2 separate regions of the Homo sapiens genome follow, and region 1 is linked to region 2. A link is an interaction called in ENCODE POLR2A ChIA-PET data of the cell type or tissue named here. Cell type or tissue: Panc1. All regions are shown on one strand. Links, peaks and the distances in the headings refer to the core of each region. The heading gives the core; the rest is flanking DNA. Region 1 has its middle 44 kb from the start of ERO1B. Region 2 overlaps LGALS8 (galectin 8).

Region 1 (10,957 bases), core at 901-8,900, 220 kb before region 2:
GAAATATACTGCTCTTTCTCAGCAGTGAACTTTGCTGAGGTGAAAAGGCTATTGAGTTCTTGTCTTTTATACATGAGGAAAGCCATGTCGGTGAATAGATGAGGTATCAAGGAGCATGGGTGGTGAATATGACTGCCATAAATGAATATCTCAAGTTATATGGTTACAGAATTCAAGAATAATGGGCAGATCAAAATCACAAAATTAGAGTGAGACAGTAATCTTTGATTTACATCAAAGCACAGAATTTCTCAGTGTGCAGTTGGTTCTAAATGATCTCTTAAGCAGAACATTCTGTAATGTCTTTTTGGCAGCTGGCCTTCTGTTAAACATTTGCTTAAGAATCACCATATGCTGTCGCTATTGATTTGGTCTTCCCATAGTGTAGAACTCTCAAGCCTCTCTACCCTGTTCAAAGCCTTGCCAGCTATCCTTGCCTAAAATTAAAATTTTCCAAACTGAATGACATCAAGATAGGTGTATTAATTTTCAGATGGGAAAAGGCAGAATAGTTCAGAGTGCAGGCTAGAAAGAAGTGTGACAGGCACCACAGCATGTGAAAGCTATAGGGGGACTGTAGATCTTTAGATGCCTGGGGCAAGAGATTGTGGATAAATACATGAGAACATCTAAGGCCCTGAGAAGAAGCTGTGGGACTCTTTGGGAAATTAAGACTCTTTGGGAAATTAAGACATGTAAAAAGAGATATGTATATGGGGGTAATAAAAAACATGCAAACACACACGCCCAGGCAGGGTACACGTCCAAAAGAAACCTGAGAATTCCCAAGCTGATCACGAGTCTTAGAAATTATACTGCTAATTAGGTCTTCCTTGTCACAGTACAGTCTGCAAAGACTGAGAGAGGTGGCTGTTTTAGCAAATGCCCGATTAAAAAAAAATCACAAGGCGTACAAAGAAACAGAAAAAAACATAGTCCATTCAAAGGAACAAAATAAATCTACAGAAGCTGTAATTGAAGAAGCACAGGCATTGGAATTACTAGACAAAGGCTGTAAACACGTGATCTTACATATGTTCAAAGAACTAAGGAAAAACATGGAGAAACACTAAAGGACACCAGGAAAACAACATATGAACAAAATGAGAACAACCACTACAGCAAAAGATTTAAATTATTAAAATAAAAACCAAACATAAATTCTGGAATTGAAAAATGCAATAACTATTTAAAAACTACAGCTGAGGGGTTCAACAGCAAACTTGAGCATGTAGAAGACTCAATGAACATTAAGACAGGTTATTTTTTATTTATTTATTTATTTTTTTAGATGGAGTCTTGCTCTGTTGCCCAGGCTGGAGTGCAGTGGTGCAATCTTGGCTCACTGCAACCTCTGCCTCCCAGGTTCAAACAATTAAGACAAGTTATTTTAAAGTATTGAGTCTGAGGAACAAAAAGAAAAATGATTTTTAAAAAGTGAACAGAATCCAGCTTATGGGACACCATCTAGCAGACTATTCTGTGCCTGCAACGCATGAGGGGAGAAGAAAAGACACACACACAATACCTTTAAGGGCAAACAACCTTTATCCCACATAAATGGCGATGGAGATATAATAAGCAAATGACATAATAAGCAAATTGATATAATAAGCAAACTGCAATGGGAAGGAGAGAAGGGAAAACATATATGTGTGTGTGTATATATATATATATATATATATATATATATATATTTTTTTTTTTTTTTTTTTTTTTTTTTTTTTTTTGCACTCACCAGACTATGGAGGATTCACCACCAGGCCAGGAAGCAACAGCCTGGGCTCCAGAGTCAGCCACTTGTCCGTGCACAGATGAGGAGAGGTCTCATGAAGCTTTGACGTAGTCTGGGACCCTAGCTCTTTTTGTAACAAGTTGTTTGGCATGAGGCCCAGTCAAGAGGGCCCTTCACACTGGGCTCAAGGAACACAAAAAGGTCAACTTGTTTTTGTAATCGTCTGTTATTTTTCAATAACTAATATATAGGAATAGATCAAAGTAGAGATTTCTCTGAAACAGTGTTGGATGAATGCCTCAAGGGGCTTACACAACCTGTTCCAGGACTTGGTGACCATTGTTTGTGTCCATGTTCAGTTGAGTTCAAATTTGATATTTAGCTTTTCCTCCACATTGACCAACGTAGGCATTATGAAAATTTAAGAAGTGGAAGAGACAGAGAAAGGAGTAGAGTTTATCTGAAAAAGTAATGGACAAAAGACTCCCCAAATTTGAGGAAAGGTATAAATCTACAAATCCAAGAAGCCTAGTGAACTTTAAGAAGGACAAACCCAAATAGACCCACACTGAGACACATTATGATAGAACTGTCAAAAACCAAAGACAAAGAGAGAATCCTGAAAGCAGGAAGAGTGGCTGGGTGTGGTGGCTCATGCCTGTAATCTCAGCACTTTGGGAAGCTGAGGTGAGAGGATCACTTGAAGCCAGGAGTTTGAGACCAGCCTGGGCAACACAGTGAGACCCTGTCTCTACAAAAAACACAAAATTTAGCCAGGCATGGTGGCATGCACCTGTAGTCCCAGCTATTTTAGGAGGTAAAGTGAGAGGATCACATGAGCCCCATGAGCCCAGGAGTTTGAGGCTACAGTGAGCTATGATCATGCTACTGCATTCCAGCCTGGGCAACAGAGCAAGACTCTATCTTAAAAAAAGGTGGGAAGGGGCAGCAAGAATAAAGCAACTTGTCACATACAAGGGATCTTTAATTAGATTATACACATATTTCTTAGCAGGCCAGAAGGCAGTGGGTTAATATCTTTAACATATTAAAAGAAAAAAAAAACCTGTCAACTGAGAATTTTATATTCAACAAAACTGTCCTTCAAAAATATGAGGAAAATTAAGGAATTCCCAGATTTAAAAAGCTAAGGAAATTCATTACCACTAGACTTGCCCTGCAATAAATGCTAAAGAGATTCTCTCAGTTTGAAATGAAAGTATACTTGACTATAACTCAACAATATGAAGATCTCTGGTAAAGGTAAATACATAAATGAATGCAAAAACCAGTATTACTATAATTTTGGTTTGTAATTCCACTTTTTATTTTCTAAAGAATTTAGAAGACAAATGCATAAAGTAATCATAAATCTATGTTAATGGGCACATAAAGGTGTAATTTATAGTATCAACAACATAAAGTGGAGTGGCAACAGAGCTATAATGGAATAGAGTTTTTGTATGTGATTGAAGTTGATATTAATTCAAAATAGATTGTTATAACTTCAGGATGTTATATGTAATCACCATGGTCACCACAAAGGAAGTATCTATGAATACACACAAATGGAAATGAAAAGGGAATCAAAATGTGTCACTGCAAAAAAATCAGCTGAAAACAAACAAAAGCAGTAATGGAGGAAATCAGGGACAAAAATTTGTACAATATGCAGAAAACATACAATATAATGCCAAAAGTAAGTCTTTCCCTGTCAGTAGTTACATTAAATGTAAATGGATTAAACTCCTCCATGAATAGACATAGATTGGCAAAATGGATTTAAAACAAACAAACAAAACAGGATCCAGCTATCTGCTGTCTACAGAAGATTCACTTCAGATTTAAGGGCACACATAGATTGAAAATGAAAGGATAAAAAGATTCCATGCAAATAGTAACCAAAAGAGAGTAGGGGTGGCTATACTAAAAAAATATAGATAAATAGACTGTAAGTAGAAAACTGTCACAAGAGACAAAGAAGAATATTGAATAATAATAAAGGCTTCAATTCACAAAGAAAACATAACAATTATAAATATGTATGCAATAAACATCAAATCTCCTATATATGAAGCAAACATTGATAGAATTAAAGGGAGAAATAGACAGCTCTACAATAATAATAAAAGACATCCATAGAACATTCCACCAAACAAGAGCAGAATGCATATTCTACTTAAGTGTACGTAGAACATTCTCCAGTATAGGTTAATATATTAGGTCACAAAACAAGTCTTAAATATCTTGAAAAGAATAAAATCATACAAAGCATCTTTTCTGATCACAATGGAATTAAACTAGAAATCAATAGCAGAAGGAAAACTGGAAAATTTATAAATAGGTGGAAATTAATTAACACAGTCTTAAGCAACAAAAGGTCAAAGAAGAAATCACAACAGGAATTAGAAAATATCTTGAGACTAATGAAAGTGAAAATCAAAATACAGCATATCAAAACTTATAAAATGCAGTGAAAGCAGTGCTAAGAGGAAAATATATAGCTGGAAATGCTTCCATTAAAAAAGAAAAACTCGGCCGGGCGCGGTGGCTTGCGCCTGTAATCCCAGCGCTTTGGGAGGCTGAGGTGGGCGGATCACGAGGTCAGGAGATCCAGACCATCCTGGCTAACACGGTGAAACCCCGTCTCTACTAAAAATACAAAAAATTAGCTGCGCATGGTGGCGGGCGCCTGTAGTTCCAGCTGCTCGGGAGGCTGAGGCAGGAGAATGGCGTGAACCCAGGAGGCAGAGCTTGCAGTGAGCCGAGATCACGCCATTGCACTCCAGCCTGGGCAACAGTGCAAGACTCCATCTCAAAAAAAAAAGAAAAGAAAAACTCTCAAATAACAGAAACCTAAGTTTACACCTTAAGAAACTGGAAAAAGAAGAACAAACTAAATCCAAAGCTAGCAAAAGGAAGGAAACAATAAAGATCAGAACAGCAATAAATAAAATAGAGAATAGAAAAACAATTAAAAAATAGAAAACCAAAAGTTCATTCTTTGAAATTATGAACAAAATTATAATTCTTTAGATACACTTAGAAAAGAGACAAGACTCAAATTACTACTACCAGAAACGAAAGTGGGAACATAAGTACTGATTTTACAGAAATAAGAGGATTTATAGGAGAGTACTATCAACAACTGTTATCCCAACAAATTGGATAATGTAAAAATTGAAGATGAGGGAACATTCCTAACTCATTCTGTGAGACTAGCATTACCCTTAATGTCAAAGCCAGACAAAGACAATACAAGAAAACTACTGACCAATAATCCTTATGAATATTAATGTAAAAAACACTCAACAAAATACTAGCAAACCAAATTCAACAGCATACTGAAAGGATTATACCCCATGAGAAAATGGGATTTTTTTCCTGGAATACAAGGATGGTGCAGCATATGAAAATCAATCAATTAAAAAGTGAATTACCACATGATTCAGCAATTTCAGCACATGATTCAGCAATTTCACTTCTGAATATATACCCTGTGCAGGCTGAAGCAACTCCATCTTAGATGCTCATACGTCATATTACCTTCTGATTAACCCCAAATCTGGGAAGGCCTCTGAGATTTCCAATTTGTCTATTGCTCCTTGTGTAAGACCACCTACTCACCGTAAATCAGGGCATTCTCACAAATAGAGATTCTCACAAATCTCTATTAAATGTTTCTTCCTAGGAAACTGGATTTGTCCACCTCTTGAGCCTCTCAGCTTCCTTGGACTTTGGGGTAGGTTTGTACAGACCTGCCCATTGTGAAACACACCTCCCAATAACTGAATGCAGGGATTCAAACAGATATTTTTCCACCCATGGGAGCATTATACACAATAGTCACAAAGTGGAAGCCGGACGGGTGCAGTGGCTCACACCTGTAATACCAGCACTTTGGGAGGCTGAGGCAGGCGGATCACTTGAGGTTAGGAGTTTGAGACCAGCCTAGCCAACATAGTAAGACTCCATCTCTACTAAAAATACAAAAATTAGCCGGGCCTGGTGGCATGTGCCTGTAATCCCAGCTACTCAGGAGGCTGAGGCAGGAGAATCGTTTGAACCCGGGAGGCAGAGGTCGCAGTGAGCCAAGATCATTCCATTGCACTCCAGCCCGGGCGACAGAGCTAGATTCCATCTAAACAAAACAACAACAACAACAACAACAACAAAAGTGGAAGCAACCCAATTCTCCATCAATAGATGAATGGATAAACAAAATGTGGTATATACATACAATGGAATGTAATTCAGGAATTGTAGTCATTATTCTTTTTGATGCTCAACTTGATTCTTTCACCAGTGAAAGTCCCTTTAAATCAGCTGGGTTCACAGTATTTTACAGCTTCCTTGCTTTCTGGCACAAAAGTTGCAGGCTTATCTGCAATACAGTATTTGTTGATCTAGACCTTGAATCCGCCATTTCTTTATAGGTAAAAAATGGTATTTAGAAATACCAATCTGCTTGCTATTTGATATTGCTAAAGGATATCACTACTTTTAGATCCTTTCAGTGCACATGAATTCATATTGCTAGTCCCAATTCAAATTTAACATTATAGGATTTATTATTACCTTATTACTTTTATTTTCATGTATATTTTCCTTTACATTGAAAACTTTGATGTGAGTGCTATGCGTATCTGTAATTTTCAAAAGTCATTTCCATGAAGATCTATAGTTTATAGACATATTTAAGTGAAATAATTTTAGCACAAGGCCAGGCACAGTGGCTCACGCCTGTAATCCCAGCACTTTGGGAGGCTGAGGCGGGTGGATCACCTGAGGTTGGGAGTTCAAGACCAGCCTGACCAACACAGGGAAACCCTGTCTCTACAAAAATACAAAAATTAGCCAGGTGTGGTGGCGCATGCCTGTAATCCCAGCTACTCGGGAGGCTGAGGCAGGCGAATAGCTTGAACCTGGGAGGCGGAGGTTGTGGTCAGCCAAGATCGCGCCATTGCACTACAGCCTGGGCAACAAGAGTGAAACTCCGTCTCAAAAATAAATAAATTAAATAAATAAATAAATAAATAATTTTAGTGCAATTTACATAAAGCTTTTAGTAATAATGTTAACTACTTTCAACACATTTTCACTTAGGGGAAGATACCTTTCCTGGATTGAAGCTCACTAACGTAAGGAGAAATAGGCAGAACACATGAGGCCTCTCCATAGTTAAAAAGCCTTTGAAGGGGAGGAAACTATAGTATGGTTCATTTTAAATTTTGAGTCAGTTTAACATTGCATTTTCTGAGTATTAGAAATTGAGAAAGGGAGATGCTTCCTTTTTTATTCTTTTAATAAGAGGTTATTATTATCAGATTTGTAATTAAACACTTAAAACATTAAAAAATTGATTGCACTAAAGAGGATGTTTTTTAATTTTTGAGATGGGTCTTGCTATTTCATCCAGCCTGGCCTTAAGCTGCTGGGCCCAAAGGATGCTCCTGCCTCAGTCCTCCTGAGTAGCTGGGACTACAGGCATGCACCACTGTGCCCAGCTTGGGATTTTTTTTTTAAAGTTATTTTAATGGTGTGAAGAGCTCCAGCACAATGAGAACAGAGCAACCAAAGAGGAAGTAGCCCTTTGCTGCAGAGGATCCAGGGGCACCTAAATCCTAGCTATGTGTCCCCCCATGTGCTTGCATGTATCCTACCCACACCAGATGAGGCTAGAAGAGAGAGAGAATTAGAAGAATGGAGGGGGAAGTAAAAAAAAAACAACCTTATAAAACAGAACCTCTGTTCTCAGCTCAGTTACACTTTTAGCTTTAGCTTTTTTGTTTGTTTTTTTTATAATTTTAATTTCTCTGCTGACTTTTTTATCTAATGTGTTTATTTATAAAATCATATTTTCCTTTAAGTCATTGGACATTTATACTAGCTGTTTTAATATCTTTGATGAAATCTGACATCTGGGCCATCTAGTGATCATATTTTCTAGTCCCACGAGCCTAAAGCATTTATTATCTTGCCTCTTACAGAAAAAGGTCGCCAACCCGTGTTCTAGAGCACGGACTTTATTCCTAAGGTATGGGATTTCTGTTGTTTTATATTGATGCACGAGGTGTTGTAAAAGTCATTAACTAACAGGGCCAGAACTTGGTCTTCCAGCAACTCTTAACCTCTAATATCTCTGTTCCACTCTCAACCCCATAGCAGCCACTATCAGATAATCCTTGATTTGTCTTCGTGCATATAAATCCCATCCCTCTGCCAAAGATTTGCAGGAAACCCATTCAGATTTCTGCCTGGCAAGGATTTTCAGAAAATTCCCACACACAACTCTGCCTTTGTTCACTATGCAGTTCCTTCTTTTCTAGTGTCCTGCTCTGCAGAATCCAGCCATATCAATAGCCCCAAACTCTAAAGTCCCTCCTCAGCTCCATGGGACCACCATGCTCTGCTTGGGTTCCAGGTTCCTGCAATGCAGTCAGGAAATTGTTCCTAGACAGAGTGCTGGGCAACTGTAGAAGTCTTTGTCTGAGTTTCCCTTCCCTCAGGATTGCAGTCTATGTTGCTTTTGCCTAGTGCCTTGAAACTATTGCCCTATATATTTTGTCTAGTTTTGTGGAATTTCCTGTTGTTGGCCAGGCACGGTGGCTCACGCCTGTAATCCCAGCACTTTGGGAGGCCAAGGCAGGTGGATCACTTGAGGTCAGGAGTTCAAGACCAGCCTGGCCAACATAATGAAACCCTGTCTCTATTAAAAATACAAAAAGTTAGTCATGCATGGTGGCATGGGCCTGTAATCCCAGCTACTCGGGAGGCTGAGGTGGGAGGATCACGTGAATCTGGAAGGTGGAGGTTGCAGTGAGTTGAGATGGTACCACGGCACTCCAGCCTGGGCAACCGAGTGAGACTCCATCTCAAAAAGAGAAAAAAAAAAAAAAAAGAATTTCTTCTTGTCTTAAGGAAAGAGGAAAATGGGAATATTTATAAAGGGAAATATTATATTTTAAAAACTGGTGACATCTGATACTATCATAGCCTGTCTTTTAAATAAGCTCACTATGATCCTGGGGATATTATAAAAGAAAACAAGCCGGGCGTGGTGGCTAACGCTTGTAATCCCAGCACTTTGGGAGGCCAAGGTGGGCAGATCACAAGGTCATGAGTTCGAGACCAGCCTGGCCAAAATGGTGAAACCCTGTCTCTACTAAAAATACAAAAATTAGCCGGACGTGGTGGCGGGCACCTGTAATTTCAGCTACTCGGAAGGCTGAGGCAGTAGAATCACTTGAACCTGGGAGGTGGAGGTTGCAGTGAGCCGAGATCACACCACTGCACTCTAGCCTGGGTGACAGAGCAAGACTTTGTCTCAAAAAAAAAAAAAAAAAAACATTAATTCATCTAAAGTTCAGTAATATAAAATAGGAATATAATATTCTAATTCTGTTAGTTCAAATCTTATACACCTTCATATCATACTTTTCCATAAGAATACATTTGAGCTTTGGATAACTCTATGCGCCCTTGGTTATTTACCTGAAGAATGCTGAGAACTCAAAATTGGATAAACTAAAGACATTTGACCTCAACTTTCTCAACTTAAAAAAAATTCAATTTTATGTGGACCCATTATTTCAAGGATTGATGGTACTAACAGGATTTAAACTATTAATTGCATTTCGCCAGTTTTCAGAGAATGTTTTTTTAAGGGTCAATATTACAAAAACTTTGAAGAGAAGCTAGAATGAGAGGTGGTCCTTTTGTTGCTATTTTAAGTATTAGTTTGGAAATGAGAAAGAATATGCTATATGATTATCTGCAACCTACTCTCATATCTAAAACAAAAGTTTTTAAAAATTAATTCTTTATATCTATCTGTCTCTATCTATCTATCTATCTATCTATCTATCTATCTATCTATCTAAATATATATGGATTTTTTTTTCGAGGCAAGGTCTTGCTTTGTCACCCAGGCAGGAGTACAGTGGTGCAATCTCAGCTCATTGCAACCTCCACCTCCTGGGCTCAAGCAATCCTCTTACCTAAGCCTCCTGAGTAGCTGGGACTATAGACGTATGCCACCACACCCAGCTAATTTTTTTAAATATATATTTTTAATTATTTGTATCTTTGACAACATAAAAAATCTTATTTTATGATAAGATTTACTACTAAAAACCACTATGCAAAATAGTGGTTTCTGTAAAAAATTTAATGCTTAATATTTTTTATGTTCTTTGACATTCCCAGAATATATGTCTGTTTAAGTCTCAGTTATGAAGAGACTATAAAAATTCAATGTTTTGACATATTAAATCATCCTCTCATCACAACATAGAGATGAGGAAAATGCAACCAGAATGCTTCATGTCTTTCTTTGAGCTAGGTAGCAGCACATGGAGGGCCTGCCTTTAGACAAGAGTTTTTCCCACAATGATGTGGACAGTAAGATATCAAGTTATTAGGAACTCTCAAACTTAGATTTGTTAATAATCAACAATCACAAACATTTGAGGAAAACCAACGTCCTGAGAGACAGTAATCTCTATACATGAGGAGACTTTAACGAAGCAGAAGGGGGTTCTAAAATAACTATAGTTAATATTTTTGGAGGGCTAAGAGTCAGTATCACCTGCAGAATGTGGACTGGATGATAAGAAAAGGTTTTGCATAAGAAAAATAGCTTTTAAAGGTAAAAAATTCAACAGACGGGCTGAATAGCAGATAAGACACAATCCAAGAGCAAATCAGTGAACTAGAATATAAAGCGAAGGACTTCTTCGAGAATACAACACACAACGAGAGGCAAGTTATGAAAGAAAAGTTAAAAGATAGGAGGGACAGATCCTCGAGTTCCATCATTCCCAAGTTGCTTTGCTGATGTGACTGTCATAAGTAAAGACCGGCTTCTTGCTTTTCTTCTTAGCCCAAAATAAGTTCTGTTAGCCAGGCTTTTCTCTTCCCTGGATTTGAGGTATTGCACACCCCATTATAGAGGCCAAAGGCACCACCACACCTGAAGAGCTGAGGAGGTACCAGCCTGGCCAGAGAGCATGCCCTCTTTTTTTTTTTTTTTTTTTTTGAGATGGAGTCTTGCTCTGTTGCCCAGGCTGGAGCTCAGTGGTGCAATCTCGGCTCACTGAAGCCTCTGCCTCCCAGGTTCAAGTGATTCTCTTGCCTCAGCCTCCGGAGTAGCTGGGATTATAGCTGTGCACCACCACACTGGCTAATTTTGTATTTTTAGTAGAGACGGGGTTTCACCAT
Region 2 (10,668 bases), core at 38-8,037:
GTAGCAGCTATTTCCTTTGCATGGGCATAAAATGGAGTATTTCTGTAAGACAGGTTCCTAGGCTGGGAGTGCCTGAGTCAAAGAGCACAGTCATGTGTTGCATAAGGACAGTTCAGTCAAAGATGAACCACATATACAACCGTGGTCCCATAAGATTGTCATATACTGTATTTTTACCATACCTTTTCTATGTTTAGGTAAGTTTATATGCACAAATACTTACCATCCTGCTCTGGTTGCCTACAGTATTTGGTACAGTGCCTGCTGTACAGATTCACTGGCCAGGAGCTATAGGCCACACCCTACAGCCTAGGTGTGTAGTTGGCAGTACCATCTAAGGTTGTTAAGTAATATTCTGTGATGTTTGCACGATGACAAAAGTCATGTAAGGACACATTTCTCAGAACATACCCCCTTCGTTAAGCAACACATGACTGTCTTTGCATTGAAAATTTTGATAGATACTAACTCGCCCTTCACAAGGGTAAAAACAGTTTGCACTCTCAACAGCCATGCTCCCACCTTCTTGCTGACATTACATCTTATTCTCTGTAATGTTTGCCAATCTGATGGGGGGCGGAAAGGACCACAGTGTCAAGTGTATTTTTGGATCATAGTTTTCAAGCATATTTTTAGTACCATTTATAATTTTTTTATATGTCAATATAAAATATTTAGAAAATATTTTCTACTGGATGTTACAAATTAATCTTTATTATCTTTTCTCAGGACTTACAAAGTACCCAAGCATCTAGTCTGGAACTGACAGAGATAAGTAGAGAAAATGTAAATATTAAATCTTTTAATGAGCCACTGGTTTAAAAATGTTGTTTTAGCTGCCATGTTAATGAAATGGCAAGAAGGCTGGGTTTTTGAAAATTATGCTTTTAGAACGCAAGTAATCACTTGAAAATTGAGATACATACTTGTGGTGCCAGGCACGCAGTAAGTTTTTGCTGATGATTCACCTGTCAGTTTCTGTAACTGCCACTCACTGTTCTTATGTAAAAAGCACTCTCTCACTCTTAACTGCTGAATAGTACTGTTCTGGGGTATTTCCAAATATTGAACATCAGCCAGTGCACTGGCAAATGAACTTCCATGTGTATCTTCAACCCCTGGGAGAATAACTGCAATTTAAAAATGCGCTGTTATTAATGGAGAAAGTGAGGTCTTACCGACTGGCACGTTCACACCTCACAGACAGAACAGAATCTTAGCATTCTGGGGGCACCCTGGAAAGGACAACTAAGACACGTTTGAAGTTCATGTAGTGCTGGGTGAAGGTGGTGGCTCAGGCCTGTAGTCCCAGCGCTTTGGCTGAGGTGGGGGGATTGCTTGAGCCTAGGAGTTTGAGATCAGCCTGGGCCACATAGGGAGAACCCCATCTCTACAAAAAATTAAAAAATTATCTGGGCATGGTGGCGCATGGCTGTGATCCCAGCTTTGGGTGGCTGAAGTAGGCGGATGACTTGAGCCCAGGAGGTTGAGGCTGCAGTGAGCCATGATTGAGCCACTGCATCCCAGTGTGGATGACAGAGTAAGACCCTGTCTCTTAAAAAAATTTCATATAGTTCTATGAAAAATTATTAATTTATGGTGGAGGATAAAGGACTCAGATGAACAGGGATATCAGACTCTCTTCTCAACCCGTGTAGCCCTTCACAACACCATACCATTCCGTCATAAAGCACCAGCTGCCTGGAGGTCACACCAGAGTGGAGCAGGAACATCCCAGGCTCCGGCCAGGCTCAGCTCAGCACAACCAAGACTTCAGATTATAAACTATAATTCTTCCCCTTCTAACATTGTTGTGTTTTGTTTCTTTTCCAATAGGTTCCAAAGTCTGGCACGCCCCAGCTTGTGAGTATTTTTGCCTGGGTTATTTCATGTGGAATATTTTATAAAGTTGCATAGAAAATGAACAGTTTAAACCGTGGAGGGCAGCTTCATTCATTCCATTCCTTACTGTAGAACTGTTTCCCTACAGCCTAGTAATAGAGGAGGAGACATTTCTAAAATCGCACCCAGAACTGTCTACACCAAGAGCAAAGATTCGACTGTCAATCACACTTTGACTTGCACCAAAATACCACCTATGAACTATGTGTCAAAGGTTTGAAGAGCACCAAATTTTCTTAACTCTATATAAAAATTAAGTTGTAATGAGCTGTTACGAGTAACCTGTATCCACAATAGAGGCCCAAAGCAGCCCCCTCTGCATTTGTGTGCCGTCCCTGGACGGATTCGAGAGTCAACCAGGCCTGCCTCTGAGCCATTCCTGTGTATTTCCTCAGCACCTCCCTGCTTGGCTGCTTCCCCTTCAGGCAGAACACAGTACTGCCTCAGACCCCAGGCACAGGGGGCCTTCCTGGCGTGTTTCACTCATACAGAGGGCATCGGGTCCCACCCTGTCACTCATTTCATCGTCTAAAATGTAATCATGTGTGTTTGCTTCGAGCCAGGGACAGTGCTGCTGCAGGGGACCCAGCTGGGACCAAGGCAGACTGTCTCTCCCCTCCTGGGATTTACAGGGTCATGGCTCTGAAACATTCCGTAGTGTTCTTTGGACACGAGTTTTCCCTGGAGATCGCTTTCTGCAGGCCTCTTGGTCCTGACTGTGGCTTCTTTTCAGAGGCTGCCATTCGCTGCAAGGTTGAACACCCCCATGGGCCCTGGACGAACTGTCGTCGTTAAAGGAGAAGTGAATGCAAATGCCAAAAGGTCAGTATCCTTCGGTACCAGTCACAGTGCAGATACTTCCGTGCCTGTTACCGCCTTCCACCCGTGAACGGTCCTGTGAGCTGGAAGAAGGGCTAGCGTCAGAATCTTCATTTCCAAAGTGAGATGATTCAAGCAGGAGGTGGTTAGATTGTGAACAGCCAGTGGGCAGCAGAGCCGACTAAGGCCGTGTTCTGACCTCGGCTTTTTCTGGCCAGACAAGAGAGTAGCATTTTTGTCCACGAGGCCTATCCTTGCCTTGTAGAACTCCAGAGCAGCCCCGTAAGATCAGGCAACATCTTTTCTTTTTTTTTTTTGAGATGGAGCCTCACTGTGTCACCCAGGCTGGAGTGCAGTGTCACAATCCCAGCACACCACAACCTCCGCTTCCTGGGTGTTCAAGCCATTCTCCTACCTCAGCCTCTGGAGTAGCTGGGATTACAGGCGCACCACCACGCCCAGCTACTTTTTGAATTTTTGTATTTTTAGTAGAGACAGGGGTTCACCATGTTGGCCAGGCTGGTCTGGAACTCCTGACCTCAAGTGATCCGCCCACTTCGCCCTCCCAGTGCTGGGATTACAGGTGTGAGTCACCACGCCCAGCCCAGGCAACATTTTTTAGGGCCCCTCTTGTCATGTGATTTAGAAAATTTCTGCTTTAACAACTTTTTCCACAGACGTCCAGCCTTCTGAAAGCTTGAAATTAGAGCTATTTCCTAGAAAGTGGCATACTTTCAAGAAGGAAGGAACACGGGTAGATGATGAAAAGAGAATACCTGCTTGAGAGGATCCCAGGCTCCTGCAGCCTGAAGTAGTCATTCAGTTTAGCGTTAAACCTTCCATTTCTGTCCAACCACATCTCAGCCTCAACGCTGATTTTAAAGGGTTTTTTTTTTCGTATTTTTATTTTGCAAGTAACGAATTAGTGGAATGCTGACTGGGTTTAAAATTTCAACTTCACCTGCATTCCCATGTCCATGTGGATACGTGTGTTTCATAGAGTTAGAATCATAGTTCAAGTCTGGTCACTAACATTGCTGAAATTGCCACTACTCTGTCCTACTTGGTTAATTAAGGTTTTTTTTTTTCTTTCTTTCTCAAAAGCTTTAATGTTGACCTACTAGCAGGAAAATCAAAGGATATTGCTCTACACTTGAACCCACGCCTGAATATTAAAGCATTTGTAAGAAATTCTTTTCTTCAGGAGTCCTGGGGAGAAGAAGAGAGAAATATTACCTCTTTCCCATTTAGTCCTGGGATGTACTTTGAGGTGAGGTTACAGTTTTTGAAAATGGGACAGCAATAAGAATCCTGGGAGCAGGGGTGGGATAAGTGGTCCATTTAAATCAAGTCCTAACTCAGTATGTGGAAGTTGTGTATGTTTTTTGTTTACTTGGAGATTGTAATTTGCCCCTTTTTATAACGTGGGCAATCAGTATAAATGGCAAAGCCAGTAGAGTGTCAAATTATGCACATTGGAATTGACATTTGTCATCATATTAAAATTCCTGTGTAGCCCCATATTGATAGGAATTTAACCAGGAAGCTTGTCTCAGGACTGGAGTCACACATTTAATCATATAAGCAGACTTGAGGACGTGGAGACCCTAAAACTGCTTGCTTGCACTGGCCATCATCTCCCATCAGGGTAGACGGTTTCAGGTGGCAGTCCTTTCTCCTAAGGAGTTAGTCTTGTTTGTATGTATTCAAGGAAAAATACATCAGTCCCTTGGAACTAAAAGGCATGCAGTCCTGAGTCCCCAGATAGGTGAATATTGTAACACATACCTTTCCCGAAATATGTTTCTGGGATGCTGAGCAGAGAATAGTCTCCTTGTGATGCGGATGCCGGGTGTTTGGCCAGCCTCAATCACCAGCTCAGGTGCCACTGCCTCACACAGTCACTTAGGGTCATTGGTTTAGGTTATCATTCTACAGCATTTTAAACTGACACATTGTCTGGACCATGTGGGTTCTTGAGGACTCATCAAAACTCGTTACTAAAAGCATGAATATCAGGCGGAATAGATAGCAATGTGACATTCATATTTATCCCTAAGTTCCAGTCTAATGCAGTGCCCTGGTATGTGGAGTGTAGACAGATGTGGGCTAATCATGGAAGGTTCCCTGAAGTTGTGGATATTGGTTTGGAATTCAGAAAGCTGGGAAGGATGTGGAAGGCTGAAGGTTGGCTTTTCTAGATTTAGGGCATGATTTGAACAAGTCCTTAGAGGTGGGAAGGGCAGCACAGGGTTGTTAGCTTGGCAAGAGTCAAGGCGCAAAGGGTGACTTGGGGTTCACTGGAGGGAAACAGAGGTGAGTGCTCTAGAAGGAAGTTGAGCCTTGTGGTGGGTGACAGGAAACCAATGATGTAACTTGTTTTTGACCTATCTGGGCCCCAAGTTTGGATCTGCTATATTAATATAAAAAAGGATAATAATGATACATTCAAATAATGCTGAAAAATACTAAGATGAAAATACCTCCAACTTCATAATTCAAACCATACCATTAGGATTAGGTGAACCACATTCCAGGCATTTTTTTGCAGAGACAGTGAAAGGGATGGCTGGCTGAAGGAATGAATAGATGAATGTTATATGCTTTTGAACAATCGTCTTTTCCATTTAATTTTCTAATTCAGGAGCAGTAATTATCCTTGTGTTGATCACTGCTGACGATTTTCTATACTGATAGGTCCTTTCCGGGGGCTTCCATCTCTTGCCTTTTAAATATGCTTGCATTGAGATTATCTCAGGTCTTTCCATTATGCCATTACTTTCATTTTAAATCTTCTTGCTCTTTCAAATACACTTTAGTTGTATCTACAGTTTTTTAAAAACAATCTCATTCAGTGTTGTAATTTCATCTGTGGGCTCTTCCTCTGGATGAAATCCGTGTTCCAGCTGTTCGGCAGCATCAGATGGTTGTGAGGGATTCTGTTGTTCTGTTTTCTTCTAGGCAAAGGATGTGCCTTCTTTTCATTTGCAGTAGTCTGCTCACCCGGAAGCATGTCATTTCTTTGCCACTTGCTTGTAATTCACTGGCTTTGCACTTGCTCTGATACAGTACAGGTAACTAATTGACTCCCTCTGCTGCCAACTTGGTTTTCCTTCTGAGCTATAGCATCAGGCTGTGTGTTTTGTGTTTTCTTGAGATTTTGTTAAATATATCTGGGGTCCCTTCTACCTGGTTGGAACTGGGATTCCCACCATTCTTGTGGGGATAGAATCTCAGGTTACACCTATTTCCCCAATCCTCTGTAGCCACAGAAGCTTCATCTTGGCCAGCTGTTATCAGAGTGCAGGACTTGGGCTGAAATTTCCTCCCCTTCCTGATTTTCCTTGACAGTCCTTTCCACTGCTCCTATCAAAAGAATGGAAACCCTCAACTTGCTGCTTTGCAGATTCAGGTTTTGTGCTTCATTCTGGCCTCTCGGGGTGGGGCCGGGTTAGCAGCAAGGCTGAGCTGCCCCTCTTTCTTCTGAAGCCTTCATGGGGGCGAGGAGCACAGGGAGAGCTCAGTGCAGGGCCTCCCAGTGGCCTTCTCAGAGTGGGTGGAAACCCAGCCTGGCACTGGCAGCGTGGCACCAGAAGTATGAAGTGTAGGTGTAAAGGTGATGTAAAAGGCTAGTAGGTTTTTTGGTTTTTCATTGTTTGAGTTTTGGGCATAGATGACTGTGAAGGGCGAACACTGCCGATGGATCTGAATTTGTAGTATGTGCACCACTTCCAACTTACGGGATACCCAGCTTTGACGGCTTTGGACAAACACACTGAGGCCAAGATGTGCTGAGCTTATCAGGATCAGGATCACCAAGCAGCTGTAAAAACCCTAGCAAGTGCCTTAAGCTGCTGAAATTTCATATTAATTGTCTGGTTTGTTCATGGTCCTAGAGTTTGAGGCAGAAAAGTCAGTCAGGATCCAAGTCCCTTGGTTCCAGGCTACAGCTGGAAACAGCATCTCGGTGAACTAAAGCAACCATATTAGGAGTGAGTTTTCCTGCTTTAGGAGAGTCCCCAGCATCGGCGAGGAGGGGCAGCACTCTGGCTTTCCAGGAGCAAGGGGCAGGATGCGGCCGAGGGAGAGGGGCTGTGTTGAGGAAAGGAGGGCCGCAGGCCCTGGGGATGGTGTGAGGCTCCAAACATGTCCGAGTCACTTCCCTGGGTGGGATGAGGCAGACAGTGCCACCACCAGGGACACTTTAGTTAGATTAGGGTCTTGGAAGTCAGAAGGAAGTCAGCAGCAGCAGGCTGGAACTTTTCTATGTATAATCAAATGGTTTACTCTGACACCGTTAGCATGTAACAAACACAAAATTTTAAACTAAGGGGAACCACTAATGGCATGTATCCTTTCCTTTCAGATGATAATTTATTGTGATGTTAGAGAATTCAAGGTTGCAGTAAATGGCGTACACAGCCTGGAGTACAAACACAGATTTAAAGAGCTCAGCAGTATTGACACGCTGGAAATTAATGGAGACATCCACTTACTGGAAGTAAGGAGCTGGTAGCCTACCTACACAGCTGCTACAAAAACCAAAATACAGAATGGCTTCTGTGATACTGGCCTTGCTGAAACGCATCTCACTGTCATTCTATTGTTTATATTGTTAAAATGAGCTTGTGCACCATTAGGTCCTGCTGGGTGTTCTCAGTCCTTGCCATGAAGTATGGTGGTGTCTAGCACTGAATGGGGAAACTGGGGGCAGCAACACTTATAGCCAGTTAAAGCCACTCTGCCCTCTCTCCTACTTTGGCTGACTCTTCAAGAATGCCATTCAACAAGTATTTATGGAGTACCTACTATAATACAGTAGCTAACATGTATTGAGCACAGATTTTTTTTGGTAAAACTGTGAAGAGCTAGGATATATACTTGGTGAAACAAACCAGTATGTTCCCTGTTCTCTTGAGCTTCGACTCTTCTGTGCGCTACTGCTGCGCACTGCTTTTTCTACAGGCATTACATCAACTCCTAAGGGGTCCTCTGGGATTAGTTATGCAGATATTAAATCACCCGAAGACACTAACTTACAGAAGACACAACTCCTTCCCCAGTGATCACTGTCATAACCAGTGCTCTACCGTATCCCATCACTGAGGACTGATGTTGACTGACATCATTTTCTTTATCGTAATAAACATGTGGCTCTATTAGCTGCAAGCTTTACCAAGTAATTGGCATGACATCTGAGCACAGAAATTAAGGCAAAAAACCAAAGCAAAACAAATACATGGTGCTGAAATTAACTTGATGCCAAGCCCAAGGCAGCTGATTTCTGTGTATTTGAACTTAGGGCAAATCAGAGTCTACACAGACGCCTACAGAAAGTTTCAGGAAGAGGCAAGATGCATTCAATTTGAAAGATATTTATGGGCAACAAAGTAAGGTCAGGATTAGACTTCAGGCATTCATAAGGCAGGCACTATCAGAAAGTGTACGCCAACTAAGGGACCCACAAAGCAGGCAGAGGTAATGCAGAAATCTGTTTTGTTCCCATGAAATCACCAATCAAGGCCTCCGTTCTTCTAAAGATTAGTCCATCATCATTAGCAACTGAGATCAAAGCACTCTTCCACTTTACGTGATTAAAATCAAACCTGTATCAGCAAGTTAAATGGTTCCATTTCTGTGATTTTTCTATTATTTGAGGGGAGTTGGCAGAAGTTCCATGTATATGGGATCTTTACAGGTCAGATCTTGTTACAGGAAATTTCAAAGGTTTGGGAGTGGGGAGGGAAAAAAGCTCAGTCAGTGAGGATCATTTTATCACATTAGACTGGGGCAGAACTCTGCCAGGATTTAGGAATATTTTCAGAACAGATTTTAGATATTATTTCTATCCATATATTGAAAAGAATACCATTGTCAATCTTATTTTTTTAAAAGTACTCAGTGTAGAAATCGCTAGCCCTTAATTCTTTTCCAGCTTTTCATATTAATGTATGCAGAGTCTCACCAAGCTCAAAGACACTGGTTGGGGGTGGAGGGTGCCACAGGGAAAGCTGTAGAAGGCAAGAAGACTCGAGAATCCCCCAGAGTTATTTTTCTCCATAAAGACCATCAGAGTGCTTAACTGAGCTGTTGGAGACTGTGAGGCATTTAGGAAAAAAATAGCCCACTCACATCATTCCTTGTAAGTCTTAAGTTCATTTTCATTTTACGTGGAGGAAAAAAATTTAAAAAGCTATTAGTATTTATTAATGAATTTTACTGAGACATTTCTTAGAAATATGCACTTCTATACTAGCAAGCTCTGTCTCTAAAATGCAAGTTGGCCTTTTGCTTGCCACATTTCTGCATTAAACTTCTATATTAGCTTCAAAGGCTTTTAAACTCAATGCGAACATTCTACGGGATGTTCTTAGATGCCTTTAAAAAGGGGGCAGATCTAATTTTATTTGAACCCTCACTTTCCAACTTCACCATGACCCAGTACTAGAGATTAGGGCACTTCAAAGCATTGAAAAAAATCTACTGATACTTACTTTCTTAGACAAGTAGTTCTTAGTTAACCACCAATGGAACTGGGTTCATTCTGAATCCTGGAGGAGCTTCCTCGTGCCACCCAGTGTTTCTGGGCCCTCTGTGTGAGCAGCCAGGTGTGAGCTGTTTTAGAAGCAGCGTGTTGCCTTCATCTCTCCCGTTTCCCAAAAGAACAAAGGATAAAGGTGACAGTCACACTCCTGGGTTAAAAAAAGCATTCCAGAACCACTTCTCTTTATGGGCACAACAAAGAAACGAAGGCTGAAGTTCGCCTACCCAAAATGAAAAGTAGGCTTTACAGTCAAAAGTACTTCTGTTGATTGCTAAATAACTTCATTTTCTTGAAATAGAGCAACTTTGAGTGAAATCTGCAACATGGATACCATGTATGTAAGATACTGCTGTACAGAAGAGTTAAGGCTTACAGTGCAAATGAGGCGTCAGCTTTGGGTGCTAAAATTAACAAGTCTAATATTATTACCATCAATCAGGAAGAGAATAATAAATGTTTAAACAAACACAGCAGTCTGTATAAAAATACCGTGTATCATTTACTCTTTCTGCAGCTCTATACGATAGGCAGGAGAGGCTTATGTGGCAGCACAAGCCAGGTGGGGATTTTGTAAAGAAGTGATAAAACATTTGTAAGTAATCCAAGTAGGTGTATTAAGGCACCAAAAGTAACATGGCACCCAACACCCAAAAATAAAAATATGAAATATGAGTGTGAACTCTGAGTAGAGTATGAAACACCACAGAAAGTCTTAGAAATAGCTCTGGAGTGGCTCTCCCAGGACAGTTTCCAGTTGCTGAATAGTCTTTTGGCACTGATGTTCTACTTCTTCACATTCATCTAAAAAAAAAAAAAAAAAATCAAAATTAAAATCTGAGTCAGTCCGCCTGCCTCGGTTCTCATTAGTTTAATTCTTAATGCCTTGCACTTTCCGGCAATCATTCAATCAAAAGAGTGAAATGAAGCACATTAACAAAGCAGGAGGCGCCACGGACCGCCTCCCTCCACACCGCTCCTTCCGCCTTCATTCCTTGCCCACAGGCTTGCACTGGAAGCTGAATAAGAATCCCCAAAACTCAAACTTCCTAGGGATGCCACCCCTTTAGTAGCTCACACCTCCCCCCTCCAAGAGCTAAGAAACAAAGGAGAATGTACTTTTGTAGCTTAGATAAGCAATGAATCAGTAAAGGACTGATCTACTTGCTCCACCACCCCTCCCTTAATAATAACATTTACTGTTATTTCCTGGGCCTAAGACTCTATGTTCCAGAACTGTCACAGCTCCCCATGTCACACTCACTAGCTTGTGATCTTTGTCAAATAACTGAAATCTTTTAAGCCTCTAGTTTCTTCCTTTGTAAAACAGAGATAAAATGTTGTGGTTTTTAAGTGAGATAATCCAAGTAAAGCACCTAACATGGAGTAGTGAATGAACATCGGTT

Evidence for each region. Peaks named below come from ENCODE experiments on the same cell type or tissue, not always from the same donor. Only the 100,000 strongest peaks of a DNase experiment are listed, where the experiment ranks them.
Region 1: POLR2A ChIA-PET joins it to region 2 with 5 read pairs; 2 of 35 experiments call an interaction of 5 or more read pairs at or near these places.

The regions. Positions count from the first base shown.
Region 1 is chr1:236,320,529-236,331,485 of GRCh38, forward strand. No RefSeq gene overlaps it. Among named protein-coding and RNA genes, the nearest start is that of ERO1B, 44 kb to the left of the region's middle. In Panc1, for the core only: no CTCF peak of the experiment used is centred there; no DNase peak of the experiment used is centred there; H3K27ac peaks cover 644 bases.
Region 2 is chr1:236,540,925-236,551,592 of GRCh38, forward strand. LGALS8 (galectin 8) reads left to right here. Exons shown (of 10, transcript NM_201544.4): 6 at 730-786; 7 at 1,837-1,863; 8 at 2,636-2,724; 9 at 3,826-3,991; 10 at 7,088-10,668. The coding sequence ends at 7,237. It overlaps HEATR1 (HEAT repeat containing 1), which reads right to left. Exons shown (of 45, transcript NM_018072.6): 45 at 8,081-10,066. The coding sequence ends at 9,978. Among named protein-coding and RNA genes, the nearest start is that of LGALS8-AS1, 22 kb to the left of the region's middle. In Panc1, for the core only: no CTCF peak of the experiment used is centred there; no DNase peak of the experiment used is centred there; H3K27ac peaks cover 5,994 bases.